Regions from separate parts of the Homo sapiens genome. Here regions 1 and 2 are each linked to region 3. Evidence: chromatin loops called from intact Hi-C (ENCODE). Cell type or tissue: IMR-90. All regions are shown on one strand. Links, peaks and the distances in the headings refer to the core of each region. The heading gives the core; the rest is flanking DNA. Region 1 overlaps TNRC6A (trinucleotide repeat containing adaptor 6A). Region 2 overlaps TNRC6A (trinucleotide repeat containing adaptor 6A). Region 3 has its middle 41 kb from the start of RBBP6.

Region 1 (10,838 bases), core at 3,618-8,617, 160 kb after region 3:
TAGTAGAAAGACTATCATAAATGCATAAATAACAGTAGTACTAGGTAGATGACGTAGGAATCAAAAGATACCATCCCATTCATGTGCTTGAGAATATTCAGTCGGTCAGAAGGCATGAAAGGAAAAACAAATATCAAAGAGATTGTAAGGCAGTGTGTACTAAGGATCCAATGAGAGGGGAGCATTTCTTGCAGGTTAAAAGTGTTCTGAGGAAGGAGAGAGGTGATTAGGTGGGCAGATGCTTCCTTCATCTCCATCTCTAGCTGTGTTTCCTTTTTCACAAAAAAGAATGTATCTGTCTTTACCCATAGTGCTCTCTCCAGGAAATCAAGGCATTGTATTCATTGAGTAACCATTTTTTGAGCATTTTCGATATTTCAACTGTGGGACTGGGCACTAAGCCAGGGAAGAATGTAAGTAGTTAAATTTATTGATTGCTTACTATGTGCCTGGCACACTTTTCCTAAGATTTTACATGGACTCATCTGATCCTTGAAAAACCCTGTGAGGTAGGTAGTATTGTTATCTCCGTTTTACAGATGGAGAATTTGATGTATAAAGAGGTTAAGTAACTTGGAGGAGACCATATCACTGGTAATTGGAGTAACTTTTTAGGCTTCGAACTTGCAAAATTTGAAAATTTCTTTTGGTAGGCGGGACCCACAGATGCATGCAATACTTCTAGATCAGTTTTTTCATCTGGGCACTTGACATTTTGGACCAGATAATTTATTATTTTGAGGGTTGTTCTGTGCATCACAGGATGTTCAGCATCCGCAGTAGCACTCCCCGTCCAGTTGTGACAATCACCAATGCTTCCAGATATTGCTAGATGTCCCTGGGAGTGGCGCAGAATCGACCCTGGCTGAGAACCACTGCTCTAGATCTTCATTAGGAATTGTAACGTGAAAGCCTCCAAACTTTTAGATGTTGAGTTAATTTAAACATCTTTTGGTCGAGTGCTGTGGCTCACACCTATAATCCCAGCACTTTGGGAGGCCAAGGCAGGTGGATTGCTTGAGGTCAGGAGTTCGAGACCAGCCTGGCCAACATAGTGAAACCTCATTTTTACTAAAAATACAAAAATTAGTTGGGCGTGGTGGCATGCGCCTGTATTCCCAGCTACCCGGGAGGCTGAGTCAGGAGAATTACTTGAACCCTGGGAGCGGAGAGCCGAGATTGTGCCACTGCACTCCAGCCTACTTGACAGAGTGAAACTCTGTCTGAAAAAAGAAAAAAAAATCTTTTAATAACATGGAAGCCTAGACCCTATTATGTAGATCCTCAATTTGGAAGCCCTGGTTTCTGAATGTCAAAGATGTGTTGCCATTCTCCTTTTCCTCTGCTAAGCTGCAAATCCTCAAGACAGTGTGCCTGGTAGCCAGTGCCAGTTAAACAACATTGGCACAAATAATAAATTTAGTTTACTATCATAGGTAAACTGTCTTTTAAAATTCACAGTTGGCCATTAAAATTGTCACATTATGTTAGTATCATGGGAGCCATAATATCTACATGAGGGCGATTACCATTAGAACTGAACTTTGAAGAATGGAATCAGTTTTGAAAGGCAGATAAAAGGGCATTGTAAGAACAACAACAGAAGTAAGGACACAAAAATCCAGAAAGTACAGGAGATTTTGATATTGCAGTGGGTAGTTCAGGTTATATAAGGTATTTGTAGCAAACTGGTTAAGGCCAGATATAGAGGTTCTTGAATGTCAGGTTGAGGAACTTGTGCATAAATTTTTAGGTATGGGAGCTATTGCATGCTTTTTGTTGCGTACTGATGTGATAGAATAATCTTCTGGTCTGGGATTACTAACCAGGTGTATTTATGGGAGAAAACTAGCGATCTAGGCAAGAAGCGATGGAGGCCTGAATTGAAGTGGTGGCAAAAAGAGGTGAGTGAGGCTGGACCCAGTGGCTAACGCCTGTAATCCCAGCACTTTGGGAGGCCAAGGCAGGAGGATTGAGCCCAGGAGTTTGAGACCAGCCTGTGCAACATGATAAGACTCTGCCTCTACAAAAGAATTTTAAAAAATTAGCTGGGTGTGGTGGTGTGCACCTGTAGTCCCAGCTACTTGGGAGGCTGAGGTGGGAGGTTTGCTTGAGCCCAGCAGTTTGAGGCTTCAGTGAGCTGAGTTTGTGCCACTGCATTCCAGCCTGGGAAACAGAGTGCAACCCTGTCTCAAAGCAAAAAGAGAGAGAAAGGAAAAAAAAGATGAGTGTATAAGATACTGAGGAAGTTAAGAATCTGGGATTTGACAGCTGATTAGGTGTCAGAGGAGTCAAAAATACATAGGAATCTTCATCATGGGTGAATGAGAGTTTGACCCAACCTCTGAACAGAACAAGTCAGAGCAGAAATAGGAGTTTGGGGAGAGAAGATGCTAAGTTACATTTTGCAGTTGTAAAAAAAAAATCTACCAGTACTGGTCTAGACCAGTAGAACTCAGCTGGTCTAGTCTGAAAAAATATTTTGGAGGCCAGAATCATAGAATCATTGAATATTTAGAGCTGGACTATGACTTTAGATAGAGATCAGCCAGCATTCTGACTTCTTCATTTCTCAAGTGAGAAAGCTGTGGTTGAAACAGATTCAGTAACTTACGCAAGTTTATATTCTCTGTCAAGTGACCCAGCTGGGATTTAAACAGGCCTTTTGACTCTAATTCTAGTATTCCTCCCATGTGCAGTATTTTATTTTATATTGCACAATAGATAAAATATAATTTTGGTTTCTCCTTTTTTATTCTAAAAGAGTAAAAGCAGTTATCTCAATATGTTATGTTCATTCTAGTGATGACTTTACTATCATGTACTAAATGTGTTTTGTTTAAAGTAGAAGTTAACTTCACGTTATACTGATTTGTCCCCCCATAAACCAACTGTATGTCATCATATAACAAAAGTTGTTAAAAGTGCTATATACCATATAATGTTGCATCTAAACTGGGACACTTATCTGAGATGCTTTTGCGTGGGACAAATGCTATATTAGAAATGACTAGGACTGGCCAGGTGCAGTGGCTCACACGGGTAATCCCAGCACTTTGGGAGACTGAGGCACGTGGATCATTTGAGGTCAGGAATTCAAGACCAGCTTGGCCAACATGGTGAGACCCCGTCTCTACTAAAAGTACAAAAATTAGCTGGGTGTGATGGCATGTGCCTGTAATCCCAGCTACTTGGGAGGCTGAGGCAGGAGAATCTGAACCTGGGAGGTGGAGGTTGCAGTGAGCCGAGATTGTGCCACTGCGCTCCAGCCTGGGCAACAGAGTGAAACTCTGTTTCGAAAGAAAGAAAAGAAATGACTAGGACAGCAGGAGTAAAACCCCAAGGCATTAGGTCTCCGTAGCTAAGGTGGATCCCACTCATGCAATTCATCAACCTTTGTCTGAAAAAAAAGAAAGAAAATCTGATTTTGTTAAGCTTTTCTTTTGCTTTGCTGTGATACGGTTTGCAGGCCAACACATGCATATTGCTATAGGTTGGTGCGAAAGTTAATTGTGGTTTTTGCTCATTTTTAATGTACCAACCCAATATGCTTTTTTTCCAGCTTAATTTGGCAATTAGGTGGTAAATCACTTGATAGGATAAATTAATCACAATCTGTAAACTTAATTTAAAAATGTGTAACAACCCTCTGTGGAAAATTTGAATATAAACATCAAAAGAATACCATTCTGTAAGCTCTTTTGATTTTTGGCATCTGAAATGTCTGAAAGTATAAATTGCAAAACATATTTACAATTTTAATGACAACTGCAAAAGTATTGCCCATGATTGGAAAGACTAAAATGGTATGCGTTATATGTATTCTGTTCAGGCTGATGCATGATAAATCTCTCACTGAAAAAACAGAAATCCCTATCTCATTTTAAAATTTTAAAAAATTGGCCGGGCACAGTGGCTCATGCCTGTAATCCCAGCACTTTGGGAGGCCGAGGTGGGCAGATCACTGGAGGTCAGGAGTTCAACACCAGCCTGACCAACATGGTGAAACCCCATCTTTACTAAAAATACCAAAATTAGCCTGGTGTGGTGGCACATGCCTGTAATCCCAGCTACTTGTGAGGGTGAGGGAGGAGAATCGCTTGAACCTGGGAGGCGAGGGTTGCAGTGAGCCGAAATTGCGCCATTGCACTCCAGCCTAGCCTGGGCACAAAAGCAAAACTCTGTCTCAAATAAATAATCAATCATTCTAACCTTAAGCAAAATTGGAAAAATGTTGCAACTAATACCTGTATCTCTTTACCTAGTTTTAGTGATTATTAATATTTTGCCACATTTGTTCTATCGTGACATTGCACACCAAAGTATGGCAGTAGGTATCTCACAGAATAAGGGCATTCTACCTGACAGCAATCAAATGATCACCCACAGGAAGTTTAACTTTACAATTCTGTCTGGTCCCTATTCAGATTTTCCCAATTTTCTCAAAATTTTTTTTAAAGTTGTATTTGTTCTTTCACTCAATTGCTGTATCCTGGGTTGCATTTAGTTGTGTCTGAAGTTTCTCTTACATTAGGAGCATTTTCCTGCCCTTTTCTGCTTCTCTCTTGACAATGACATTTTGAAATAGTCCAGTCTAGTTGTTTTTGCAGACTGAAATTTGCATTTTTTGGGTCTTGTCTGTATGATTAGGTTCAGGTTGACCCTTTTTGGCAGGAGTATCCCATAGGTGATGATGTGTTTGTCTTCAGTATTCCCTCCCCACAGCATTTTGAAGTAAATTAACCGAAAGGTTATCCAATATTCTTACTTCTACACTGACTTGGTGTTTCTTTCATTTTAGGAAATGCCAAACAATTGGTTTAAACCGAGATGTAATTTTAAATATTTGAGGTTACAGTAATTACAGGTCTTTGTATTTAAATCGATCAGCCATAATGATTACTGCTTTTATGAAGATTTATGCCAAAGGTAGCTCCCTTACTGTGGGACATAAAAGTTGCTTGTTTTCAGCTTTGACCAGTGATGAACTGATAACCCTGGTAGGAAAATGAAACATTGGGGCTGGGCTTGTAATACGCTTTCTTAAAAGAATGCCCCATTGAAATTAGAGTGGCACGGTGCCACCAGACCAAGGGTTCTCATCCCGATGCCACAGAGGGACCACAGGTGTTATGAAGTGGTTTGCAAAATTGAATGTATGCCAAAATAAAATAATAAAAATAAAAATAAAACCCCACAACAAAAGCAGATATGGTCTTTAGTGCTCATTAGATCTCAAAGGGTCATTACTCCTCAAAGATTAAGAAACTGCTTCTTTATGAGGAGGTTGTCAGAGGAGCTGAATAGTATCAATAAGAGGAAGATGTTTGAGATTCAAAAGGAAGTAATATTCGACTAAGGCATAGCTTCTTTCCATCTTAAAAAAAAGCCACCCATGAAAATAAATATAGTTTAAATTTCCTATTTAAGATGTCTTATTTTAAAAATGATTTGCATACTCTGTGTGTTTGAGTTGGCTATGAAGGAGAAATCCTAGCATTTCCACTCTTGTAACTAGGGAAAAGCATTTTGAATTTTTAGCAGTAGTATATTATGTGATGATGACTCAGCTGACTTCCCGTTTCAAATGGAATGTTCAAAACAGATTGAAACCTGGTTGAAGAATTTTATACTTTGAACCTTACAAGATATTTTCTGCAAACAGTGACTGATTGGATTTTGTATAATAACAAACAAGATTAAGCCAACTCAGTTGTTTTGCTGTTCTTATTAGTGGTTTTCAGTCAGGGAGCACTTATTGAGCAGTTTGCTGCAATAATATTGAATATTTTTAGAGTTATGACGTCTGTGTTTTGTTGACTTTGGTCCCTTCTTTCTCCCATTCTTTTGAAGTTTCCCTAAAACATGTGTGCACAGACGGGAGAGAATGGTAGTTAAGTGTGTGCTGATTTTAAATGTCCTTTTAAATATCATTTATTCCTTGATAATTGACTGTATAACTGATGTAAGAGAAATATGTTTTATATGTTATTCCACTTGTGAATCTCTTTGCAATGTGAGGCATATAGTGAAAATCTTACAAAGATAGGGTCATAAAATGTGCATTCTCTACACTGCTGCAGGTTAATCGTCCTCGAGCCACGTTTCTGAGGCCTGTCAGTCACTATTTCTTAGAAACCTTTGTTGGCTCCTTCCCAGTGACTCTGGAATTAAAGCCCAGACTCTTGTTTTTTGCTCAGCTTATCAATTTAGCACTGTCCCTTCCACCTTTTGCCCTGTCCCTAACTCTTCCTTCTCTGAATGTACCTTTCAGTTTCTCTCAACTTTTAAATAACAGCTTTATTCAGATAAAATTCCCATATGATAAAATTCACCCTTTTAAAGTCCACAAAGTGTATGATTTAATGGTTTTTAGTATATTCACAGAGTTGTGCAATCAGCACCACTGTCTAATTCTAGAATTTTCACCCCTTCACCCAAAAACCCCATAATAGCAGCCACTCCCCATTTGTCCCTTCCACCCAGCCTCTGGCAACCACTAATCTACTTTCTATTATAACTCTATGGACTTACCTATTTTCGTTTAAGTGGAATCATACTATATGATACTTTTGTACGTGACTTGTCTTATTTAGTGTAGTGTTTTCAAGGTTCGTCCATCATGTCGCATATATCCTTTATTCCTTTTTATGGGCAAATAAATTTCATTGTATGGCTATTGCCCATTTTGTTTGTCCGTTCATCAGTTAATGGGCATTTGGGCTGTTCTAACTTTGGGGCTATTATGAATAATATTGCTATGAACATTCATGTACAAATGTTTGTGTGGACATATATTTTCAATTCTATTGGTTATATACCTAGGGGTGGAATTGCTGGGTTATATGGTAACTTTGTTTAACTTTTGTTTGTGTTGTTTTGTTTTGTTTTTGAGACGGACTCCCTCTGTTGCCCAGGCTGACGTTCAGTGGTGCAATCTCAGCTCACTGCAACCTCCCACCTTCCAGGCTCAAGCCATCCTCTCACCACTGCCTCCCAGGTAGCTGGGACTGCAGGTGCATGCCACCACGCCTGGCTAATTTTTTCTATATTTTGTAGAGATGGGGTTTCACTGTGTTGCTCAGGCTCTGTTTAACTTTTTGAGGAACTGCCCGACTGTTTGCAAAGCAGCTGCACAGTTCTACATTCTCATCAGCAATGTATGGAGGCACTAGGTTCTCCACATCCTTTCCATTGCCAGCATTTGTTAGGGTTCTTGTTTCTGATTTTAGCCATCCTAATAGATGTAAAGTGGTATCTCATTATGGTTTTGATTTACATTTTCCTAATGGCTAATGATGATTAGCATCTTTTCATGTCCTTATTGGCCATTCGTATATCTGATCTGAGAAGTGGCCATTCAGATTCTTCTCCCATCTTTAAATTAGGTGATATTTTTTGTCATTGAAAAAGGTCTTTATATAGCTTAGATACAAGTCCCTTATTAGATATATGATTTACAGGTATTTTTTCCTATTTTGTGGCTTTTCCTTTCACTTTTTTTTTTTTTTTTTTGAGACAGAGTCTTGCTCTGTCGCCCAGGCTGGAGTGCAGTGGCATGATCTCAGCTCACTGCAAACTCCACCTGCCAGGTTCAAGCGTTTCTCCTCCCTCAGCCTCCTGAGTAGCTGGGATTACAGGCACCCACTACTATGCCCAACTAATTTTTGTATTTTTAATAGAGACAGAATTTCACCATGTTGGCCAGGCCAGCCTTGAACTCCTGACCTCAAATGATCCACCCGCCTCTGCCTCCCAAAGTGCTAGGATTACAGGCATGAGCCACCGCATGCAGCCTCTTTTCACTTTCTTGATGAAGTCCCTTGAGCACAAAAATTTAAAATTTTGTAAATCTAGTTTACCAGTATTTTTTTCTGTTACTTGTGTTGTTGGCAACAAATCCAAGGTCACAAAGATTTACTTGTATTCTAATAATTTTATAGTTTTAGTTCTTAATGTTTAGTTCTGTAATTCATTTTGAGTTAAGTTTTGCATATGGCATGAGGGCTCCAATGTCATTCTTGTTATGTAACTATCCAGTAATTCCAGCTTCATTTGTTGAAAAGACTTTCATCTTGGCACCCTGTTGAAGGTCACTTGATCATAAAATGAAGAATTATTTCTGGACTCTCAATTCTATTCTGTTGATACTATGTGTTCATCATTATGCCACTTCCACACTGTCTTGATTACTTCAGCTTTGTTGTAATAAGTTTGGAATCAGTATGAGCCTTCCTTCAAGATTGCATTGGCTGGATAACCAGAGACTAATTATTAAAAAAAAATTTTTTTAAAGATTGCATTGACTATTCTGGTTGCATTTCTATGTGAATTTTTGGATCAGCTTGTCAATTTCAGCAAAAAGGCAGCTGAGATTTTGATAGGAACAGTGTTGAATATGTAGGCCAGTGTGGACAGTATTGCATTTTATAATATTAAGTCTTCCAGTTCACGAACATGGAATCTTTTTCTATTTATTTAGGTCTTTAATTGTTTTCAAAGATGTTGTGTAGTTTTCAGTGTGTAATCATGCTTCTTTTGTGGAATTTATTCCTAAAACTTTTTGATGCTATTGTAGGTGGAATTGTTTTCTTGATTTACTTTTTGGGTTGTCCACTGCTACTGTATAGAAATACAGTAGATTTTTTTTAAAGTTTTTTAAAAATTGTGAAACACGTAAAATTTACCATCTTATCCATTTTAAATGATGTAGTTTGGTGGCATTGTCCATTCACATTGTTGTGCAGCCATCACCACCATCCACCTCTGCAACTCTTCATCTTGTAAAATGGAAACTCTGTACCCGTTAAATCATAACTCCCTATTGCCTTCAGCTCTTGGCAGCCACAATTCCACCTTCTGTCTGTATGCATTTGATTATTCTAGATACCTCATTAGTGGAGTCATAGAGTGTTTGTCCTTTTGTGACTGGCTTATTTCACTTAGCATAGTGTCCTCAAGATTTGTCCATATTGTAGCGTGTGTCAGCCAATTGATTTTTGTATGTTGATACTGTGTTCTGCGGCTGTGCTGAACATGTTCATTAGTTCCAGTAGTCTTTATGTATCTGGATTCATTAGGACTTTCTGTGTACAAGAGCCTGTCATCTGTGAATAGAGACAGTTTTACATCTTCTTTTCCAATTTTCGTGCATGCTTACTCACACACGCACTCTCTTTTTTCTGACTGGAACCTCGAGCTCAGTGTCGAATAGGAAGTGGCAAGATCAGACATCCTTGTCTTGTTCCTAATCTTGAGGAAAAGTATGCAGTCTTTATCATTATGTATGTTGTGAGCTGTGGGCCTTTATCAGGTTAAGGAAGTTTTCTTTTATTCCTGTTTTGAGTGTTTTTGTCTTGTAAAAGGATACTGGATTTTGTCAGATGCTTTTTCTGTGTCTCTTGAAATCATCATGTAGCTTTGTCCTTCATTCTATTAACATGGTGTATTTCGTTGATTTTCATGTTAAACCACCCTTGCATATCTGGGATAAATCCACTTTGTGTAGTCCTGTTTGTTGCTAGATTTGGTTTGTTAGTCTTTTGTTGAGGAGTTTTATGTTTGTATTCATAAGGGTTATTGGCCTATAGATTTATCTTTTGATACCTTGGTTCTCTTTTGGTACCTGGTACCTGATTTGCTCTGGTTTGCAATCTGGGACCTTTAGCTGTTGGTTTTGCGTCCACCTAATTCTGCATTGTACAATAATAATTGTTTTTATGTATTCAGTTTTATTTTCTACTGTATGCACTTCCTCCTTTGGTTGCAACCTTCTTTGCATCCTAACCTTAGCTTAGTGCAGTGCTTTGTGCCTAGTCTCTCATGGCTAGCAATTAGTGTACACTTTTTACATTTTATTTATTTATTTTTTGGGGGACATGGTCTTGCTCTGTTGCCTAGGCTGGAATACAGTGGCGTGATCGTGGCTCACTGTAGCATTGAATTCTTGGGCTCAGGTGATCCTCGTGCTTCAGCCTCCTGAGGAGCTGGGACTACAGGCATGTGCCACTGTACCTGGCTAATTTTTTAATTTTTGTAGAGACAGGGTCTTGCTGTGTTGCCCAGGTTTGTCTCAAACTCCTGGCCTCAAGTGATCCTACCACCTTGGCCTTCCAAAGCACTGGGATTACAGGTATGAGCCACCACACCTAGTCCCACTGTACACTTTTTACATGCATCTGTTAAGTACTTCATCTGCATTACCCAATTAAATCTTCACAACCACCCATTGAGGGAGGTACAGTTTGAGACGTCTCATAAATTAGATGATGAAGGCTTCAGAGAAATAAAATAAATTGCTTAAGGTTACACACGTAGATGGTGGAATTGAGGTTTAAGACCACTTCTATTTGACATTTGGACCCAGGGGTCTTCACTGCATGCTATGCTGCCTAGGAAATGCTTGTTTGAATAGATTGGAATTGAACTGGTCCTTAAAGGAAAAGTAACATATGGATAAGAGTAAGAATTAAAAGAGTGCATTTTTGGCAGTGGTGTTGGTGTTACAGTGTTAGTAAAGGCAAGGAAGCAGGAATTGGAATCTAATTAGAGTGCCCAGTGACAGGGAGTATTGTACAAGTAGGACTGTTTTTTGTCTCCAGAGCAGTAATTAGTCCTATTTGGAAGAGTGAGATTAACATCTAAAATAATTAGAAAATGTCTGGGCGCAGTGGCTCACGCCTGTAATCCCAGCACTTTAGGAGGCCGAGACAGGTGAATCACCTGACGTCAGGAGTTTGAGACCAGCCTGTCCAACATGGTGAAATCTTGTCTCTACTAAAAATTTCAAAAATTACCTGGGTGTGGTGGCAGGTACCTGTAGTCCCAGCTGCTCAGGA
Region 2 (10,838 bases), core at 2,411-7,410, 190 kb after region 3:
TGGTAAATTTTAATATCCACCATTGTGGTTTTGCAATATCCTAGCAACCTTTCAGTCCCTTGAAATGACATGCTAGCAGTTTCTCCAGCTAATTCAGGGTTCCTCCATACCCAGAAGTGATTTGCTTTTGCTTCCCATTAAAGTAGAACCCAGCCCAGCAAAGGTGAATCACAGTGCAGTGCAAGGAATAGGTCTTAAAACATGAGGATGGGATCTATCAACTTCATAAATTTGGCAGGCCAAAATTGGTCTTTTTTCTTTGACTTGTATTTATTTGTTTGCCATGCATAATCACTTGTACTTTTTTCTTTTTATCTTTTTTTTTTTTTTTTTTTTGACGTGTAGTCTCACTCTGTCGCCCACGCTGGAGTGCAATGGCGCGATCTCAGCTCACTGCAACCTCCACCTCCCAGGTTCAAGCGATTCTCCTGCCTCAGCCTCCTGAGTAGCTGGGATTACAGGCGCCTGCCACCACACCCAGCTAATTTTTGTACTTTCAGTAGAGACAGGGTTTCACTGTGTTGACCAGGCTGGTGTCGAACTCCTGACCTCAAGTGATCCACCTGCCTCGGCCTCCCAAAGTGCTGGGATTACAGGCGTGAGCCACTGTGCTCGGCCACACTTTTTTCTTTTTATGAATTTCCCATCCTTACTATTTGCCCATTTAGTTCTTGGACCTAGAGTTTTATTTAGCAGTTTACTTGAGCTCTTTGTATAATAAACTCATTAACATTTCATCAGATGTATTTGATGCAAATATTTCCCACATTGTGGACCATATCGTATATATGAAGTCATTCTGAGGATGAGATACGAGGCAAGAATATCTAAATTTTGCCTAATCCCAGGTGCCCCATTGGGAATACATACGCTGAAGATGCAAATACATGTTCAGAAGGAGGAAAGCACAATTAAATCACATTTGTACTATTAGCTTGGACTTCAGTCCTAAACTCTAGTGTGTTGAATGCTTCTCTGTATTAGATTTAGTATCCTTAAACTAAAACATATCTTTCCTTAGATTAGGGAAAGTCGAGGTGAGGAGGGTTGGGAAGGAACAGAATGGATCCCTTTAATTTGTTCTAAAGGACAGGTATTTTCCAGTTTCCCTTTTAAATTGGAATATACACATTTGAAAAAATACACATCAGTATTTTATCTATTTTATCAAATTTATTTTTTATTCTTAAAGTTCTTGACTAATTGCTATGCTGAGAAAACATACCATTTTTCCAGATTTAGAAAATAGTTTGCCCATGTTTTGCAAAAGCTTTTAAAATCTCTAGCATTTTATAGTATTAATTGTTTAATTTAGCTGAAGTTTATTTTTATACTGTATATTTGGGACTTTTTTCCTAATTTAAAAAATCAACTAACCATTCTGTATTTCTTAACTAATTTATATCTTCAGTGATTTAATGACAGTTTCTTTATTATATAACTTTAGGGAATTAAAAACTCAGTGGGAACTAACTTCTACTTGAATGTTCAGGTATTATGTTTATGTTTTTTCTTATTTTTAAATTTTGAGTCACAAATGGAAGCTGAAGCTCTCTAGAGATTGCTACAGTGTCTTCCAGAACTGTTTTCCAGACTTACTCAGACATGAGAACCCCATGTGATACTTGTTTTTAAATATATGGATTCTGATTAGTAAGTGTAAGGCTGAAGAATCTTTTGCTTCTAAACAGTTCTAATAAGCAAATTTGAAGAGAGCCATTCTGTACTTTTATGTTATGGAAGAGAGATTAATAGGCAATCTGAATTTTTTTCTTTTAAAAAGTGTGCCTGGGCCGGGCGCGGTGGCTCATGCCTGTAATCCCAGCACTTTGGGAGGCTGAGGCGGGCGGACCACGAGGTCAGGAGATTGAGACCATCCTGGCTAACACGGTGAAACCCCGTCTCTACTAAAAACACAAAAAATTAGCCAGGCGTGGTGGCGGGCGCGCCTGTAGTCCCAGCTACTCGGGAGGCTGAGGCAGGAGAATGGCGTGAACCCGGGAGGTGGAGCTTGCAGTGAGCCAAGATCGTGCCACTGCACTCTAGCCTGGGGGACAGAGCGAGACTCTGTCTCAAAAAAAAAAAAAAAAAAAAATCTTAATTGCAATGAAAGATACTTAGGAAAATCCTTTGTTGTTGCTCTTACTTGAGAATAACATTTTCTAACTGAAGAGCTGTCATTGGTACACTCCATCTTGTCTTTTAGGAGCTTAACTTGATGGTTTTTTGTTTTCCTATATAACGACACATATAGAAATAGCAATTTTAGGTAAATTTAAAGTTTGCCAAGAGAAGTATTAAAATGCACTGTATATTTTATAGGTGTTTACTAAGTTATATTTTCTAGAGGTCAACTTAGCACTCCAGTCTCTTAAAGTGACATCATGTGTTAAAGCAGCGTTTTGTGTACTGTATTTCTGCCAGTGTTTTAGAAGATTTACAAAGTAGCCAATGTGAAAACTATTATACAAAGTTAAATAGTAGACTTTGACAGATAGGAATAATGTAAGGGCTTGAGGTATTAAGGCATGGAAATTGATGTTTTGGGGATTGGTAGATGATTGTTGGCTGGTCCACATTTAACTTCTTTCTGTTAAACTTGTAGATAGTCAAAGTGAAGTTCATTAAATATTTTCTGAAATCAGTTTATTAAGGTGACATAAAGTATTTTAAACATTTAAAGAAGTATTAATTAAAATGGTATTACAAATTTAGAACTTGGTATATTTAGAACTTTGGTTATATTGTCTGTTCTTGGGTTTTCATGTGAATATAAGACAATTGCTATTTTTTTTCAATTAAGAGGCTATTTTTTAAAACAGTTTTAGACTTACAGAATGATATGTTTTTATATAAGAAATATCAAGAAAGCTTGTAGAATAGCAAAGCTTAGCAAAAATTAATTTATTTGTCTTATTGGTGCATTTCATTGTTTCACAAAGTGGGGGGTCCTGATTTGGAACACAGACTAGGAAAAGGTAGGGTGAATTCTTTGAATAGATAATTTTTCCATTCTTAAAAGTTTAACTTGTTCATTTTTGGACCAGTTAAAATTTTTTTTCCCATTTCTTTAAAACTGTGAAATAGATGGGTGGGGTCACAGTATGACCAAAAAAAAAAAAAAAAACCCTAAAAATAGAGCTCTTTACTAGATATCTATGTTTTATCCTAGCTAAATGTAACTCTTTTCCATTAAAATCTTTTTTGATATGGACCAGGGCAGTCTCAGGGCTAATTAGAGAACCTTCTCACATTAATGATCTCAGTGGCTGGTCTTGTCCTGCTCTCTCCATGCCAGCTGTAGGTGTTTTTTAGAGCAGAGATTTATTTAAAACTATTGATGCATTCAGCAGCATACTAACCAGTGACCATCATTCTTACTTACTCTTCCTCTTGATCATTCTTTCTCTTTTCTTTACTGGTTCTTCATTATTGCACCTCTTGAATATTGATATTCCACAGTGTTTAATCCTCAGTATTGTTCTATCTTGTTTTGCATAGATCCAGTCACTTTGTGTATGCTTGGCAATTCCTGGATTATTCATTCAACCAGCATTTGCTTTGCTTGGTTCAGGAAATGCTAGTGATAAAGTGAAGGAGAAATAAGAAACCAGCACTTACAGAGCACATTGACTGCATTGTAAGGGATTTGTAAGAGTTTCATCAGAATAGAGGAGGGCAATCTGGTTGTCATAACATAACATGCTTCTAAGATACGCCCAGTCTGGGGGTGGGGGAAATTAGATGTTTTCTAGGCAAAAACGACAAAAATATTTGCAAGAAAGGTATCAAGGCATTTTGAGCAAAAGAAATAGCGTGAAAGAACGTGATACGTTTTGGGGAATTGCAAGTATTTGGTGTGGTAGAAGAGAATGCAGTGAGTGTGGACATAGCAGGATATGAATCTGGAAAAAGGTAGAGAGGGGCCATGCCAAGGAGTTTAGAAAGGAGTTCCAAAAGTGGTTTTATGATACAGATAACTTGGGGCAGGTAGATGATAGATTTCGGGATGCGTGAAAGTGGGTGGGGCAGGGATCAAGACTTGAGCCAGGCCTGCAGTCCCATTAGGAGGTTTTTGTGAGAGTAAATTGTTGAGGGCCTAAATCAAAGAAGTGGCGTTGGAGACACAGGATGCATTTGAATTTGAGGTATTCTGTTGGGCCTGTTGACTGACTAGATACAGGGGAGTAGGGAGAAATTGAGGAAGAAATTCCTGCTTGAGTAACTACATAGATAGTTAAGCCATTACCTAAAATGAAGTTTCTCTCCCGTCACTCTGGCAGTTATGACTTATTCTTGCCTTTACTTCCCTCCTTCTATCTGCTGCTTAAACCCATTCTTAGGTTTTGTCATTTCTTCCTCTACAACTCTTTTCTCACCTGTATGTTGAATCTTAAATCCATATTTTTAATCCAAACTTTTTTGAACTCCAGAACCATATATTCAGTTGCATCCCGTGTGTGCATATTCTGTAGCAATGGTTCTCGAAGTTTACCTGAGGACAGGATCCCTAGGAGGCTCCTCAAAACTCTTTCATGAGATCCATGAGGTCAAATCAATTTTCATAATAACAGGAAGACTTTATTTGCCTGTTTCACTTTTATTATGAGTATATAGTGGAGTTTTCCAGAGGTGACACAGTGTGGGATACCACAACAAATTGGATGCAGGCGCATATGTGATAATCCACCTACCTTCTGTTAAGCCAGATGTTAGAGAGACTTACAGAAATGTTAAACAGTGCCATGCTTCTCACTAATTTTGTTATGGAAAATAGAACAATTTTTTTTAAATGTATGTATGTTCGTATGTAATAAATTTATTTTTAACTCACTTAAAATATTTGTTTAAACTTTTATTATGGTAAATGTATATACAACACACATAAACGAAACCTTTTGGAGTTCTCAGTGTTTCAGAGTATAAAGGACCTTGAGACCAAAACATTCGAGATGTGAGTCAGCAGAGGCAGTGTGGTTAAGTGCCTTGCCCATGGTCATATAGCTAGTAAGTTGCAGAGCTGAGATTTGAATCCATCCAGTCTTTTGAACCTATACTTCTTGTCCTGGGACAGTTTAGGTAAGATTAATATTACATGTTTCTTGAGGATACACACCCATCCACACACGCCCCCTGTAAAGTTATCTGAGCCTGGTGCATGTTATGTTATGTTATGTTATGTTATGTTATGTTATGTTATGTTTTATGTTATGTTATGTTATGTTGTTATGTTATGTTATGTTATGTTATGTTATGTTATGTTATGTTATTCAGGAGTTGGGGCCTTACCATATTGCCCATGCCTGACTTGAACTTTTTGGCTCAAGCGATCCTCCTGCCTCAGGACTACAGACATCTGCTGCTGTGCCTGGCTTTTTTGTTTTTGTATTCCTGGTGTGTTTTGGAGGGATAAATCTTGGGAGACCCTTTCAGAGTTTCTGCTGTTATACTATAGGACCTTCTATTCCTCTGTGAGCCTATTTTGGTAAATTATATTTGATAAAGCAGAGTTTGGAAAACTACAGTCTGCAAGTGAAATCTGGCCCACTGCCTGTTTTTGCATATGCAGTGTTACGAAATATAGTCACATCCATTTGTTTGCATTTACCTGTTGTCTATGACTGCTCTGGTGCTACACTGGCAGAGTTGAGTAGTTGTCACAGATTCTGTGGTCTGCAAAGCCCAAAATATTTACTCTCTCATCTTTACAGAAAGAACTTGCCAACCCCTGTTGTATAACATAGTTCAATTTAGTTGGGTTTTGTTTTACTGGGATAGATTGTACATAGTATTTTCTTGTCTTTTGGTAATCTCCACGTTTGAATTTGTGTCTTTTTCATTCCCAGTGCTATTTATATCTCTTGTTTTTATTCCCATTGTTTGGGATGACCAAAATTTAGCCTGACTTATTGGTAACAGTGTTATGTTGGTGCTCCATCTTTTACTGTGCTCTCCAATAATTTAAATGCGATTAGATTTAGAGATACGTGTTTCTTTTTCTTTTTCTTTTTTCTTTTTTTGAAACAAGGTCTTGTTGTTGCAAGACTTCGGGAGGCAGACAGAGGTTGCAGTGAGCCAAGATCCAAGATCGCGCCATTGCACTCCAGCCTGGGAAACAAGTGCAAAACCCTGCCTAAAAAAAAAAACACTATTAAAGGCCATGTGCAGTGGCTCCCAGCACTTTGGGAGGCCAAGGCAGGAGGATCACCTGAGATCAGGAGTTCGAGACCAGCCTGGCCAATGGCAAAACCCCATCTCTACTAAAAATAGAAAAATTAGCCGGGGCTGGTGGCACACACCTGTAATCCCAGCTTCTCCTCAGGCTGAGGCATGAGAATCACTTGAACCAGGGAGGTGGAGGTTGCAGTAAGCCAAGATTGCACCACAGCACTCCAGCCTGAGCGAGACTCTTGTCTCCAAAAACAAGTATATACTAGTGAAAAAGAAAAAGTATGGTAGTATTCATCAGGGAAATTATCTGATCCTGATGGACACTTTCATAAATTTGTCTTATTTCTTCTATGTAAACTAGCTAATCTGTTTAGATTTCCTGCCTCTTCTATAGTCAGTGTTAAATTACTCCCTCCTCCAGCTTTTCAAACTATTTATAGATTTGAACATAAATATATTAATTGCCGAAGGTTATTTTTTTCCATTTTCATTTTTTTAATAAAGTTTTAACTATTCTTTTTCATAGAAGCATGCCTTGGATTATATAGATTTACTTTAAAAGTCATTGATCTCTCTTTTATATTTACTAATTCCGTCTTTCTATTTCCTTTACTTTAGTATGTGCGGGTGTTTTCCCCCTTCTTGAGTTGGATTATTATGTTCTTGTTGGAAATAAGGCTATGAATTTTTTTGTGTGCACTGGTTTAGCTGGATCTTAAAATGTATTGTATGCAGTGTTTCCAGTATTAATTTCTTGGTAACCCTGTAATTTAGTGTTTATTTCTTCTTCATCTTGAAATGTACTTTTTTCTTCTTTTTCTTTTCTGTTTTTAGCTGCAAAATTTGTGTTATGCAGTTGAAATTTATTTAAGGCAGATTTTTATTTGCTAGTTTTATCATTTTAGTGACATTGTATTGTAATCCAGAAATATCCACTGTATTATTTCTAGCCTTTGCAGTTTATTGATGTTTTCTTTGCTGCTGTATGGCATGCATGTGTGTGTGTTTGTGCACGCGTGTACATGCATGCATGCATGTTAACCTATGATTGTTTCATGGGCATTTGTCAAAAAGATGTTACCTGTTTTCAAGATACATGGTTTTGCTTTTTTCCGGTTTTCTCTGTCTCCATTTATTTTGCATGTTTTGGTATTATGAGGCTTGGCATATGAAAGTGCTTAATTGCTCATATCTTTTTAGTTGTTTTTTTTATTATGAATATGAAATTTGTCTTATCCTTTATAATGCTTTTCTCTTTGAATTTTGTCTGATATCAATATTGTTTTCATTTTAATTTTCTTAGCCTTTCTTGGTTGTATATCTTCCTCTCTACTTTTTTTTTTAACCTTGCTGCATTGTTTTGTTTTAGGAGTGCTTTTTGCGAAGTATATTGTTTTTCCTTTCTTAGTTTAAGAGGCTTTATCTTTTAACAAGTGAACTTAACCCATTCACATTTATTGTGACACAGATAATTGGGGGCTTCTATTTAGCATCCTAGTTTGCATTAACCAGAATTTTGAAATTTTTTAAAATTCCATTTTCCATGTCCGTTGAATAGATGAAGTTTTCTAATTTTCCTTTTTCCCCCCTTCCAGTGGTTTGGGTGATTATGAACATAGTTAACTTAAAATTTTTAACTACACATAAACCATGCCAGTATTAGTCAGTATTGATATTTGTTACCTAGCAACCCCCACCTACGTTCACTGTTTACTCCTTCTGCACTCATTACTTCTATGTCTTATTTTGTATCTAAGATTGTACTTCAGATTAGCTTCATGTAATAATCAGTAGTTACATTGTCTTGATGTCTTTACTGGTTTTAATGAAGCTTTCTGGCCCCGGAAATGAATACCTATCTCAGCTTTGTATTCCACATGGTACTTTACTGATCAGAAGTACAGCAGTTACTTGAGTTCATGCCTTCATATAGATCATTCACAGTTTTTGTATATAGGTTTTCTTCTGGTTCTTTGATAAATAAAAAGCATCTTCCTGCTCCTTTCTCACAGACTTTGTTTGGACCTAAAACTGTCACAATTTTTTTTTTAATGTTTAGATTTTTAAAGTAATGAAGTGGCAACAAACCTGTATTACAGCAGCAGGTAGCTGCCACCTTAAGTTGATGTTCAATTGCCAGATGCCACACTAAGTCCAGTACTAAGCATGTAAAAGCTGAGTAAGCATTTTTATGTTCCTCATAATGTTACATATACAGTTGTCCCTTGGTATCTGTGATGCATTGGTTCCGGGACCCCCAACAGATACCAGAATTCATGGATGTTCAAGTCCCTTATATAAAATGGTGTAGTATTTGCATATAACCTAGACACATTCTTCTATATGCTTTGAATCATCTCTAGATTACTTACAATACCAAATATAATGTAAATGCTGTGTAAATAATTGCATTGGTTTTTATTTATATTTTTATTTTTGGTTTGTTTGTTTGCTTAGTATTTTTGATCCATGGTTGGTTGAATCTGTGGGTGGGGCACACATGGATGTGGAGGGCTGCCTGTACTTTATCTTCCTTAGGTTTCAGAGGTACTTTAGAATATTCTAGTGCCATATGGTCTTCATGAAGTGTTTTTGATAGCCAGTGTCTGCTTATTACTGCATGAGGTACACGAAGGAATATACGTTATTGTTACATATTAGAAGCATTATATTGTCTGGGAGACAAAATTTTCACCCATAATTAGGCCTAGAAAGCACTTTGCCCCAATTATCAGTAAGAGACTCATCAGTGAGCATCAAGAATGGAAAGGATTATAAACAGTAGATGGAATATTTGTAATTATTCACTGTAATTCTTCCTGAACTACAATTTGTATTACTTTAGAAAAATGGAAGTCACATGGAAAAAAAAAAAGAGGCTAAGATCATATATTATATTAAAAAAGTATAAATGACATAGACTAAATTTACCAGATGTTCAGAGAAGAAAGAAAATGGGGAGATCAGTTTGTTAGGTGAAGGGAGGCTAGAGCTGAGAGTGTGGAAGAGGAAGTTGGTGGCTATTGTAAACTCAGGTGACCAAGGCTTTAATGACATTGTCATATATATTGTAGGCATTTGATAAAGATTTCTTTTGGACACAGTAATAACTTCACTTCTGTTTACTGAGTGGTTACAACACACTGGGCACTTGACCAAGACTGTTGCTACTTTATGGAGGAGAAAGACACAGAGGTAACTCAGATGGTGAATAGTGGGCTGTTTTAATTCCAGGGTGGGAGCTCTTAACCCTTGAATGGAGATTTTTCTCTGAGTGCCCTCACCAGTAACATGGGGGTGTTTCACTTCACTTATCTGACAGTGGTATCTGTGAGGATACATTACAGCATTTCATAGAAACATTCAACTGCTACCAAAGTATAAGGTGGTATTGTGTCAGTCATTAACGAATAGCCACTGTTTATATAGCCTTATGTTCTGTGTTTTATAAACATGAAGACATTTAACCTTAGGATAGCTCTGCAAGGTGTAGGTACTATCTCCATTTTACCGAGAAAACAGCAGGCTCAGTTAGGTTTATACAACTTGCCCAAAGACAGAAAGCTTGTAAAGGCAGGGCTGGGGTTGAAACCTGGCACCAAAAGCTCATACACCATGCATCTCTGTACTTCTCCAACTGGGTTTACTTACACTAGCTTAAGGCATTTCCATCCGTTTTATTTCTTTCTTTCCACTCTTTTATGAGTCAAAAATTTCCCTATTTGCAGTTTCCGATTTATTTTTCAGATTTAAGATAGAGCATCCAGATTATTTATCTCATTTTGATTCATCTCATAGATAACGTTATCTTTGTCTTTAGTTCCATGTTCTGAGTTTGTCTTATATGATTCAGATATTACATTTTTAGCAAATACAGACATTGTTAACTTAGCCTTTTTGTAAGAAAACCAGCAGGTTGTTTTCTAACCTTGTGTTGTTCTTGTGTTGTCTTCCAAAGATGAAAAATAGAGACCAAACACATTAACAATGAGGCAGAATAAGAACAGTTGCCAAGGAATAGAGGATTCCCTTAGGACTACTGAAAATTGGTTGGCCACATTTGTTCTTTGAGTCATTGCGAGTTCCCTGGTTTTGTAATGATCCGATGATGATGTCTTTGACCAGAGAGTAATGTGGTAAAAGAGATAGTGAACATGAGTTGTTGTCTTGGCCGAAGGTCCCTGGGCCCTTATTGGGTAGGTAGGTAGCAGAAGTGAAATATGACTCTTGGCAGTGACATCTCCTAACAAAATTTGAGCCTGTAAATGAGGATATCCCTGCTCACAGAAAGCTTCTGTTTTTTTAGGATTATTTTTCTTAGTGCCTTTGAATTTAGATGGCTTACTTTGGAGGTACACTTTACTGGCTAATCTTTTCCACCCCTTTTCTTTTGTTGGGATTAGTGCCAGAACAGATAAAGCCCAGTGTAAGCCAGCCTCAGCCTGCCAACTCTAATAACGGCACTTCCACAGCAACCAGCACTAATAATAATGCCAAGCGAGCTACAGCCAACAATCAGCAGCCACAGCAGCAGCAGCAACAGCAGCAGCCGCAGCAGCAGCAGCCACAGCAGCAGCCACAGCCGCAGCCGCAGCAGCAGCAGCCACAGCAGCAGCCACAGGCCTTGCCTCGGTATCCTCGTGAAGTACCTCCACGATTTCGCCACC
Region 3 (10,838 bases), core at 3,508-8,507:
AGAGGCACTCCCCACATCTCAGACGATGGGCCACCGGGCAGAGACGCTCGTCACTTCCTAGACGGGATGGCGGCCGGAAAGAGACGCTCCTCACCTCCCAGACGGGGTTGCAGCTGGGCAGAGGCGCTCCTCACATCCCAGACGGGGCGGCGGGGCAGAGGCGCTCCCCACATCTCAGACGATGGGTGGCCAGGCAGAGACGCTCCTCACTTCCTAGACAGGATGGCGGCCGGGAAGAGGCGCTCCTCACTTCCCAGACTGGGCAGCTGGACAGAGGGGCTCCTCACATCCCAGAGGATGGGTGGCCAGGCAGAGACGCTCCTCACTTCCCAGACAGGGTGGCGGCCGGGCACAGGCTGCAATCTCGGCACTTTGGGAGGCCAAGGCAGGCGGCTGGGAGGTGGAGGTTGTAGCTAGCTGAGATCACACCACTGCACTCCAGCCTGGGCAACATTGAGCACTGAGTGAACGAGACTCCGTCTGCAATCCCGGCACCTCGGGAGGCCGAGGCGGGCAGATCACTCACGGTTAGGAGCTGGAGACCAGCCCGGCCAACACAGCGAAACCCCGTCTCCACCAAAAAAATACGAAAACCAGTCAGGCGTGGTGGTGTGCGCCTGCAATCGCAGGCACTCGGCAGGCTGAGGCGGGAGAATCAGGCAGGGAGGTTGCAGTGAGCCGAGATGGCAGCAGTACAGTCCAGCTTTGGCTCGGCATCAGAGGGAGACCGTGGAAAGAGAGGGAGAGGGAGGAGGGAGAGAGGGAGGAGAGGGAGGAGAGGGAGAGGGAGGAGGGGGAGGGAGGAGGGGGAGAGGGAGGAGAGGGAGAGGGAGGGGGAGGGAGGAGGGGGAGAGGGAGGAGAGGGAGAGGGAGGAGAGGGAGGAGGGGGAGAGGGAGGAGAGGGAGAGGGAGGAGGGGAGAGGGGGGAGAGGGAGAGGGAGAGAGAGGGAGAGGGAGAGCCGGAGTCTCACTCTTACCCAGGCAGGAGTGCAGTGGCATGATCTCGGCTCACTGCAACCTCTGCCTCCTGGGTTCAAGTGGATTCTCCTGCCTCCGCATCCCAAATAGCTGGGGTTACAGGTGCCGGCCACCACACCCAGCTAGTTTTTGTATTTTCAGTAGAGACAGGGTTTCACCATGTTGGCCAGGCTCATCTTGAACTCCTGACCTCGGGTGATCTGCCTGCCTCGGCCTCCCAAAGTGCTGGCATTATAGGTGTGAGTCACTGCGCCAGCCAGTCATCGATTTTAAGTGGTATACAGACATACTTTTTTTAAATGTGTTTTTTAAGTGCAATACTTACTAAGTGATTTTAAAATTTTAGAATGTTATATTTCTATAGGTGACAGGCAAGTACTGTAAAGATCATGAAAGCTGTTCAGAACTGAATTAGGGAAATGCTGCCTCTGAATCAAATTAACTTTCTTCTGAAGGGCCCTCCTTTCGTTGTGATGCTTAGATTACATTTGTTTATTCCCAGACACCCCTGTTGCACGGGATGGGATGTCTGGCCTAACCATTCCAACTCTACCCCACCCCACACACAACACACACTGCCATTTTGACTTTAAAATAATCCAGCTAGATTTACTGTTAATTCTTGCTAATCTGGACCAAAAATCTGGATTAGATCTCTCACGTTCATAGGATCTGGCACCCAGAACTTTTTTTATCATACATTCCATCATCCGAGGTCAGTTTCATTACCTAAGCTCGTTGTTCCTTAAGCTAAACTGACCTTTTCTTTAAGTGCAGTCCACTCCTATGATAATTTTCTAGTTACTCAGCACCTGTGGCAATTCCTCTCTTGGAGAAACACTGGAGTTAAGCTCTAATGTTTCATCCACGACTTGGTCTTCCAGCTCCATCCTTTGTTGGTCTTATTTGGGGCTGAAGTTTCAACTCATCCCCCAGTCTCTCTTCTTTCTACTCTTTCCCTTCACTAGTATCCTATGCCCTGTTGTTTCAGCCACACGCTAACATGCCCATAACCTGCTGCTCCTTACTCACCTTGCTGCACCCAAACAGCTAACCTTCAAACCCGGATTAAGGTGCTGAACACTGCTTAACAAAACTAGTCTTTGAAGACAATTTAAGAAGTAACTTATTTGCAAGGCACTGTGCCAGGTGCTTGGACTTCATTTAATCCTTAAAAATTCCAGTTGTACTTGATGTCTTGTGTTAAGCAGGAAAGTCCACTGCCAGTGAAGGCTCAGTCCAGCCTTGGATATTCAAGCCAGCTCCTAACTAATCCAACTCGCCCCTACTATGTGGAAGAGTAAGCCAGCAAGTAAGACTCCACCTCTTGCAGATCCCCAAAAAACCATGTCATGTCTCCCTATCTTTTGCACTCAGCTGTTTCATCTGGCTGGAATTTCCTTCCTCCTTTGCCTGCTTCATAATTTCCTGCTCATTGTTCAAGAGTTAGGTTGCTGTTACCAGGCGCGGTGGCTCACGCCTGTAATCCCAGCGCTTTGGGAGGCCGAGGCGGGCGGATCATGAGGTCAGGAGATCGAGACCATCCTGGCTAACACGAAGAAACCCCGTCTCTACTAAAAATACAAAAATTAGCCGGGTGTGGTGGTGGGCGCCTGTAGTCCCAGCTACTCGGGAGGCAGGAGAATGGCATGAACCAGGGAGGCAGAGCTTGCAGTGAGCTGAGATCGCGCCACTGCACTCCAGCCTGGGTGACAGAGCGAGACTCCGTCTCAAAAAAAAAAAAAGTTGCTGTTTTGGAATTATTCCCTCACAGTGCCCGCCCGCCCCCATACGTGCCTGAGGTGCGGTAGCATCCCTGGATATGCTGTAGTAACACCTTCCAAATTGTTTTCTGTGGGCTGTGTTTGGTTATCTCACTCACTGGACTGAGCATGACTTCCACAAAAAGTCTAGTTTATATTCCGGAAGCCAAACCATGCCTTGCACATAGTAACAAATGTTTGAAATAATGAAATTACCTTGTTTTAAACTTTGAGATTGTGTTTTGCCAAGCAAGTTAATTCTTACCCACACACTGGCCTAAAGAAATATGTGTAGAAGCTAGTAATAAGAGCAGACTTCACAGACAACCGGTGACATGTCCGTTTCTCAAGGGAGGGATTAATTTTTGGCCTACTGCAGGTTTGAAAAGTAGTATCCTTCAAGGACCTAGGTGTTTCTGTGTGCCAAGAATACTCCAGAGTGTTAAAATCAGGAGCTTAAAAATCACTCCTTTGCTAGTGTCAGCATGGCAAATGAAGGGAGCGAAACCTGCTCCAAAATATTTAAGCCAGGATTTCAGAGGAGCAAAAAGCTACTTAATAAACGTAATAGTTTATTCATCCCAGTCTGCGCAAGTGTCTCCGTGTACTTGTCCACTTTCCCTGTCTTTCAGCGCCTTTAATGAATGCTGTTCTTACTGTATAAAGCTAGACATAGAACAAAACCTCTGATTTGAAACATGTCCTTTCTGAGAGTTTTTATACCACTGCTCATTTACTTTAGCTTCAGCAGTTGTCTTATTTTTAACTAGAAAAAAGCCTCCTATATATAGTATGTATATATATACGTATGTATATGCGTGTATATATAAAATATAGAGAGCGAGCGTGTACCCTGCATTTTCTTTATGTCATAAACACATCCTTTGACATTAAATTTTTCCACAAACATTTTTAATTTTGAGAATTGGAATGGTCAGGAAAGAATAGACTTAAGGTCACCTACTTAAATCCTGGAGAAAGTGTACCATGAAGCTGCTGTATGTGAATAACTTCAGCATACGGATCTGAAAGAAATAGGATTAATAGGAACATTCAAAGACTTCAGGCAAATTCTTTCAGTATGGATCTAAAGTATAAACAGCTTATCAAGGCTCCTCTTTGATAAAAGCCTTTGAGATTATTTTTAGGATCATGTTAAAAGGACTTTTTAAAAATAACTATTGCTAATTCCTTTATGCACTTTACCTTTTATTAAATTTAATGAAGGGTGAACAGTGATCTCATATTAAAGCCAACACCAGCGTGAATCTTGCTTTTCCACTTTGCTTGAAATGTGGCTCTTTTGTAATTTACTATGAAGTTGGTTTGGCCAGTGTGAATGTTTTCAATTTAGGTTTCTATTTTTAAAGTCTCTGTGGTAAGATTTTCATATGAGAATGGACATACATTTAGAATTTAAAATCTTCTTTGGTAGAAACAACTGGAACCTTAATAATTTTTGGCGGGGTTGGGGGGGTTGTTTTTTTTTTTTGTTTAGAAACAGAGTCTCTCTCTCTCTCTGTTGCCCAGGCTGGAGTGCAGTGGCACAATCATAGCTCACTGCTTCCCCAACCTCCTGGACTCAAGCAATCTTCCCACCTCAGCCTTATGAGTAGCTGAAACTACAGGTGTGTGCCACCACACCTGGCTAATTAAAAATAATTTTTTTTTTTTTTTGTAGAGATAGGTCTTGCTGTGTTGCCCAGGCTGGTCTCAAACTCTTGGCCTCAAGAAATCCTCCTGCCTGGGCCTCCCAAAGTGCTGGGGTTACAGGGATAAGCCACCACACCTGGCCCATTAACAAAATTTTGATAATTGTTAAAATATGTTTTTACCTAGCTTAATGATATATAAAGCTGGTAGACTGATTTCTTTTTGTATCCTAAAAACTAAAACCAATAAACACAAATATGAAAAATGAAGCCAGGGAAAACTGTATTAGTGCTAGAAACTCAGGAAAAGACAGAAGGGGCAGACATAGCTAAAAATATGGCATTTCTGCCATAGCACCACATCTTAAAAGTTTTTTGTTGTTAATGGAGAGAAGGCGAAATAAAGACAACTGACAGTTCTCTCCTTGAGAAGGCAGATGGCCTCTTGGAAAGCTTGAATAGAAGATCTTGGGTATTAGGAACACACCATCATCTGAAGAAACAGGGATGGGCCATGGAGCAAATGAAGTTAATTTCCTTTGAAGTCACTTTGAATATGATGAAAATTGCACAAAGGAAACCTGAAGCGTAGGCTACCATGTTGACGGGGATGGAAGAAGATTCTGTCCAGAGACAGATTTGTTATAGCTGGTCTTGTTGCCAGGAAGGAGGCCGGATCACGCAGCCCTCATTCCCCTGGCTATTATGGGGGCTGAAGGGGGAAAATATGCAATTTTCAAAACATTATGGCACTGGTGCCAGAAGAGGCAGACAAGTCAGTGGAATTGAATACAACACCATAAATTGGCCCAAATATAATACACAACAGTTTGAGCATAAGTAAATGTGAAAAAGGATAGGTTTTTCAATAAGCTTTGAGTGAACTGGTTAACCACTTGGAGAAAAAAAAATCACATCTTAAAATTCTAGACTAAATATTGTTTATCCAAAATTTTATATATTTAGGATTTAAAATATTCTTTTGTATAAATTTTGGTACCAAAATAAAATGTTGATAATTGTGTGTTTTGACCTATCATATTACATTCCTGGATTATATTCTTCCCATCTTCTAGGATGACCATTTTTTGATAGGTTAAGAGTTTATTATTTCAACTGGCCAGTCAACTGGAAGCCCAGGAGCTTCCCCGATATTTTTGATAATGGTTATATGAGATCTGGTTTATCCTGATTTGCTCCTTTTTAATTTTCTGATGTCTCTTGTGCTGATTTTTCTCTTCAGAGCTTCTCATTATGGTACAGTCTCAATCTTTATACATTTTGTGACATTTCTGCCTATTTTCTGAGAACACATCACATCCTCTCATCTTCCTGTGCACACCATCGTCCCTTCTTTTCTGTTCTACTTCATAGTTTCTTCATCTCTGAAACTGAAATTAGCCATTATTTTTCTGAACCAAGGATGAATTATGCCATTAGAGGGCAGAAGAAGCTGCTTGTTCTTTAAACTAGCAACTGTTTCCCCCTCTGCAATTTTTTAAAATTACAATCTCAATTATTACACAAATAAACATCTGAAAATTTTAAATGCCACTAGCAGCCGGGTGCGGTGGCTCATGCCTGTAATCCTAGCACTTTGAGAGGCTGAGGCGGGTGGATCACTTGAGGCCAGGAGTTCAAGACGAGCCTGGCCAACATGGTGAAACCCCATCTCTACTAAAAATACAAAAAAAAAAAAAAAAAAAAAATTAGATGGGCATGGTGGTGCACACCTGTAATCTCAGCTACTAGGGAGGCTGAGAATCACTCCAACCCCGGAGCTGGAGATTGCGGTGAGCCACTGCACTCCAGCTTGGGTGACATAGTGCGACCCTGTCAAAAAAAAAAAAAAAGCCACTAACAATAAAACAGAAATGCCAACAAAACAAAATTCTGGTGCCTTCAGGCATTTAGAGTTACCTTTAAGTCCAAAACCAGTGTGATTCTCCATCTTCCCCCTCCCCCCACCGATATTGACTTTTCTACCAGGATATGTCTGTGGTAGTTAGCATTTTCATTAAATTTGCCCAGATCATAATACATTCTCAATTTTGCAGGCTTTAAGAATTTAATTTTTCTCACAAAGTTGTACATTGTTTAAAAAGTCATAAAGTTCTTCAGGACTTACAACAGGCCGGGTGTGATGGCTCACGCCTGTAATCCCAGCACTCTGGAAGTCGCGGTGGGCAGATCATCTGAGGTCAGAAGTTCAAGACCAGCCTGGCCATGGTGAAACCCCGTCTCTACTAAAAATACAAAAAATTAGCCGAGCATGGTGGTGCACGCCTGTAATCCCAGCTACTCAGGAGGCTGAGGCAGGAGAATCACTTGAACCCGGGAGGCGGAGGTTGCAGTGAGCCAAGATCACACCATTGCACTCCAGCCTGAGCAACAAGAGCGAAACTCCATCTCAAAAAAAAAAAAAAAAAAAAAGACTTACAACAAAAACTTCATTCTCCTACTCTAATTAATTATATGCTGACTAATTCTTTACAGGCCATTTCAACTCTGCTAGTTCTTTCTTTAAAAAAGAAAAGAAGAATGTTATATGTAAATAACACACTCCTCCTATTACTTGATTTTTCAGTCTCAAGTATGAGCCACAATTGACTTTAGCAACACCCACACACATACACCTCTACCCTCTCCCACCCTCTCAATAAAAGTTTTACCATTTGGATTAAATAAAAATGGTGGTATACATTATTATATATCTATATAAACAGTTCCACATTGAGTCACTTGGTATAGTAGGATTGCTTTCATGTAAAATGTTGTTTTTCCTGGAATTAATATCAACTCCCGTTTCAAAAGTTTGATTTTCTATGGCTCACTGGAAACAAACCTCCTCCCAGGATATTCAAATAAGTGTTCATCAGTTTTACCCTTTTTCTTGGGATATTCCCCTCCAGAACCTTCTTTCTACCTATCTAATAAAAATTGGGGCCAGGCCCAGTGGCTCATGCCTATAATCCCAGCACTTTGGGAGGCCGAGGTGGGAGGATCAATTGAGGTCAGGAGTTTGAGACCAGCCTGGCCAGCATGGTGGAACCCTGTCTCTACCAATAATACAAAAATTAGCCAGACGTGGTGGCACGCACCTTGTAATCCCAGCTACTCAGGAGGCTGAGGCTGGAGAATTGCTTGAACCTGCGAGGTGGAGGTTGCAGTGAGCAGAGATCACACCACTGCACTCCAGCCTGGGTGACAAGAATGAGAGAATCCATCTCGAAAAAAAAAAAAATGGCTGGGCACAGTGGCTCATGCCTATAACCCCAGCACTTTGAGAGGCCAACATGGGCCGATCAGTTGAGGTCAGATTGAGACTATCCTGGCCAACATGGTAAAAGCCTGTCTTTACTAAAAATACAAAAATTCGCTGGGGGTGGTGGCGCACGCCTGTAGTCCCAGCTACTTGGGAGGCTGAGGCAGGAGAATCGCTTGAACCCGGGAGGCAGGTGTTGCGGTGAGCCGAGATCGTGCCACTGCACTCCAGCCTGGCAACAGAGTGAGACTTTGTCTCGGCAACAACAACAAAGATTGGTTGCCCTCTAGACGTACCCCAAAACTGCCTGCTCCTGGGTCTTCCCCTCGCCCTCTCTTCTGCATTAGATCTTTGCCTTCCATCCTGTGTCTTTCTCTTCCTAGGTTTGCTTCCTCATTTGAGGTGGAGGACATGTGCTCTAGTAAGTTACTGCGGAAGGGTACCTGGGAGGTAAAATTTTTCAGAGCCTAAAATGTCACAAATGTTCTTACTCTACCCCGACACTTGATTTATGGTTTGGTTGGGCATAGAATTCTGCACTGGAAATCATTTGCATTCATACCTGGAGGCATTTCTCTATCATAATCCTGCTTCTGGCATTGCTAACCAGGCGTTCAAGCCATTCTGACTCCTAATCCATTTATATGCAATTTTTGCAATATTTTCCCCTCCCAGGATTCTTTGGTAACTTCCTTTTAACCTAGGTACATTTAGAAAATCCAATGTTGTGATGATGACGTTGCGACCCTTTTAAAATATACTTTGCCAAGTGCTCTATGAGCCCTTTCTTTCATGTCTTTCATGAAATTATGTCTTTTATGATTTTCTTGGAAACATTATTTTATTACTTGTGGGATAATACTCTCCATTCCATTTTTTTCTGCTTTCTTTTTTTGGGACTCATTATTTTGATATTAGATTTTCTGGACTGATCCTCTACTATTTTCCATTCTTGTGTTTTGTTTTGTTTTGTTTGACCAGGTTGGAGTGCAGTCATAGCTCACTGCAGCCTTGACCTCCTGGGCTCAAGCGACCTTCCCGCCTCAGCCTCCTGAATAACTGGGACCACAGGCACACGCACCACACCTGGCTAATTTTTTATTTTTTGTAGAAGTAGGGTCTCTCCATGTTGCCCAGGCTGGTCTCAAACTCGTGGGCTCAAGTGATCCACCTGCTTCAGCCTTCCAAAGTGCTGGGATTACAGGCGTGAACCAGTGCGCCCACCCTCCACTCATATTTTTTGTTGTGACGTTTCCTCAACACTTCAGTTCTTTACTTCTGCTGGCATATTTACAATTTCTTTTTTTCTTTTTCTTTTCTTTCTTTCTTTTCTTTCTTTCTTTTTTTTTTTTTTTTGAGATGGAATTTTACTCTGTCTCCAAGGCTGGAGTGCAATGGTACAATCTTGGTTCACTGCAACCTCTGCCTCCTGGGTTCAAGCGATTCTCCTGCCTCAGACTCCCGAGTAGCTGGGATTACAGGCGCCTGCCACTGCACCAAGCTAATTTTTGTATTTTTTAGTAAAGGCAGGGTTTCACCATGTTGGCCAGGCTGGTCTCGAGCTCCTGACCTCAGGTGATCCACTCGCCTCAGCCTCCCAAAATGCTGGGATTACAGGTGTAAGCCACCACGTCTGGCCCATATTTACAATTTCTCAGGGTTCTATTTTTTTATTTCCTGATTGTTCCCCTTTTCATAACATTCTATTCTTTTTCATGGCTATAATAGGACTTGTAAAGATATTCATTTTGTTGAGGTTTTCTTCTGCTCTTCAAGTTAGAAATTTGTGAGATATGACAAGAGAGTTCTATTATAGAGTGATCTGAGTGTACCACTTCACTGAGGATCTTCCCGGCATTTTTTCTTGTGGTTAGTTTCTTCCAGAGGGGAATCCTCCACTCTTTAGAATGGGGATGAAAAACTATAGTATAATTACAAATCCAGCTACCAGGAATTTTTTGGAGCCAAGTAAGCTTCCATTCAGTATATATAGACAGACTCCATCCTGCTCTTTCCAGTACAGCACCCCTATCCACTTGATGTCCTCAAGTCCAGAGTCCTTCTATTCTTTGGTACCCAAAAGGGCTGCATATTTTGGACTACTTAGAGAGCTTTAAGACATACTGAAGGCTGTATACCTTACCCAGAGTTTTTACTTTAATACATCTGGTGGGGTGGTCTGAACATCAGTCTTTTAAAATCTCTCCAGGTGACTCCAATGTGCAGCCAAGGTTGAGAACCACTGCTCTAGTTGAACCTCTCCAGAGAGTAAGCCTCTAACTTCTGCCAAGGTGTGCTGCTTTGTGTTAACCCTTTGGACCTATCTGCATTCTGGCTTTCAGTGTTCTTTTTTTATTATTTTTTATTTTTTGAGACGGAGTTTTGCTCTTGTCCCCCAGGCTGGAGTGCAATGGCATGATCTTGGCTCACTGCAACCTTCGCCTCCTGCGTTCAAGCGATTCTCCCACCGCAGCCTCCTGAGTAGCTGGGATTACAAGTGTGTGCCACCACGCCCCACTAATTTTTTTTTTTTTTTTGAGACGGAATCTCACTCTGTCGCCCAGGCTGGAGTACAATGGCATGATCTCGGCTCACTGCAACCTCCACCTCCCAGGTTCAAGCGATTCTTGTGCCTCAGCCTCCCGAGTGGCTGGAATTACAGGCGTGTGGCATCACACCTGGCTAATTTTTGTATTTTTAGTAGAGATGGGGTTTCACCGTCTTGGCCAGGTTGGTATTGAAGTCCTGACCTCATGATCCACCCGCCTTGGCCTCCCAAAGTGCTGGGATTACAGGCGTGAACCACCGCACCCAGCCTAGAGTTCTCTCTTGCCTGCATATTCTGATTCACTTTAGGCTTCTAGGTTATGAGTCATCTGGTTTTTAGGCTTCTGATTCAGACCTCTGGTTTTCTGGTCAGCTTACCCCTTGTTCACATGAATTTCACCTTTCAAAAATGTGTTGCGATTATTTCCTCTTCTGCTCTCCCTGTTTGTGCCTTGTTTGACCTTTTATTATCATTACAGTGCACTCTGGAGAAGGAAGGAAGAATATTCGATCCACCATGCTTCGCTGGAATTTCTGTCCTACTCCGTGTCATTAACAGTCATGTTAAAATGTCAGCAGGGGGCTTGCCAAGCCAGATTTAGCAAAAATTGAACCTGTAGAACATCAAAGATT

Evidence for each region. A loop is a pair of places that touch in the nucleus more often than their neighbours do. Peaks named below come from ENCODE experiments on the same cell type or tissue, not always from the same donor. Only the 100,000 strongest peaks of a DNase experiment are listed, where the experiment ranks them.
Region 1: a loop joins it to region 3, with 5 times the contacts of the local background. A loop is called at or near these places in 4 of 110 quality-filtered maps.
Region 2: it touches region 3 in a loop (2.4-fold over the local background); 5 of 110 quality-filtered maps call a loop at or near these places.

Annotation. Positions count from the first base shown.
Region 1 is chr16:24,731,982-24,742,819 of GRCh38, forward strand. All of the region lies in intron 2 of TNRC6A (trinucleotide repeat containing adaptor 6A), which reads left to right. Among named protein-coding and RNA genes, the nearest start is that of TNRC6A, 7.8 kb to the left of the region's middle. In IMR-90, for the core only: no CTCF peak of the experiment used is centred there; a DNase peak (open chromatin) is centred at 5,540; H3K27ac peaks cover 1,454 bases.
Region 2 is chr16:24,766,359-24,777,196 of GRCh38, forward strand. TNRC6A (trinucleotide repeat containing adaptor 6A) reads left to right here. Exons shown (of 25, transcript NM_014494.4): 5 at 10,575-10,838. Among named protein-coding and RNA genes, the nearest start is that of TNRC6A, 42 kb to the left of the region's middle. In IMR-90, for the core only: no CTCF peak of the experiment used is centred there; DNase peaks (open chromatin) are centred at 3,613 and 4,953; H3K27ac peaks cover 299 bases.
Region 3 is chr16:24,575,021-24,585,858 of GRCh38, forward strand. No RefSeq gene overlaps it. Among named protein-coding and RNA genes, the nearest start is that of RBBP6, 41 kb to the left of the region's middle. RefSeq lists an enhancer at 396-1,055. In IMR-90, for the core only: a CTCF peak has its summit at 5,830 (motif pointing right); a DNase peak (open chromatin) is centred at 5,861.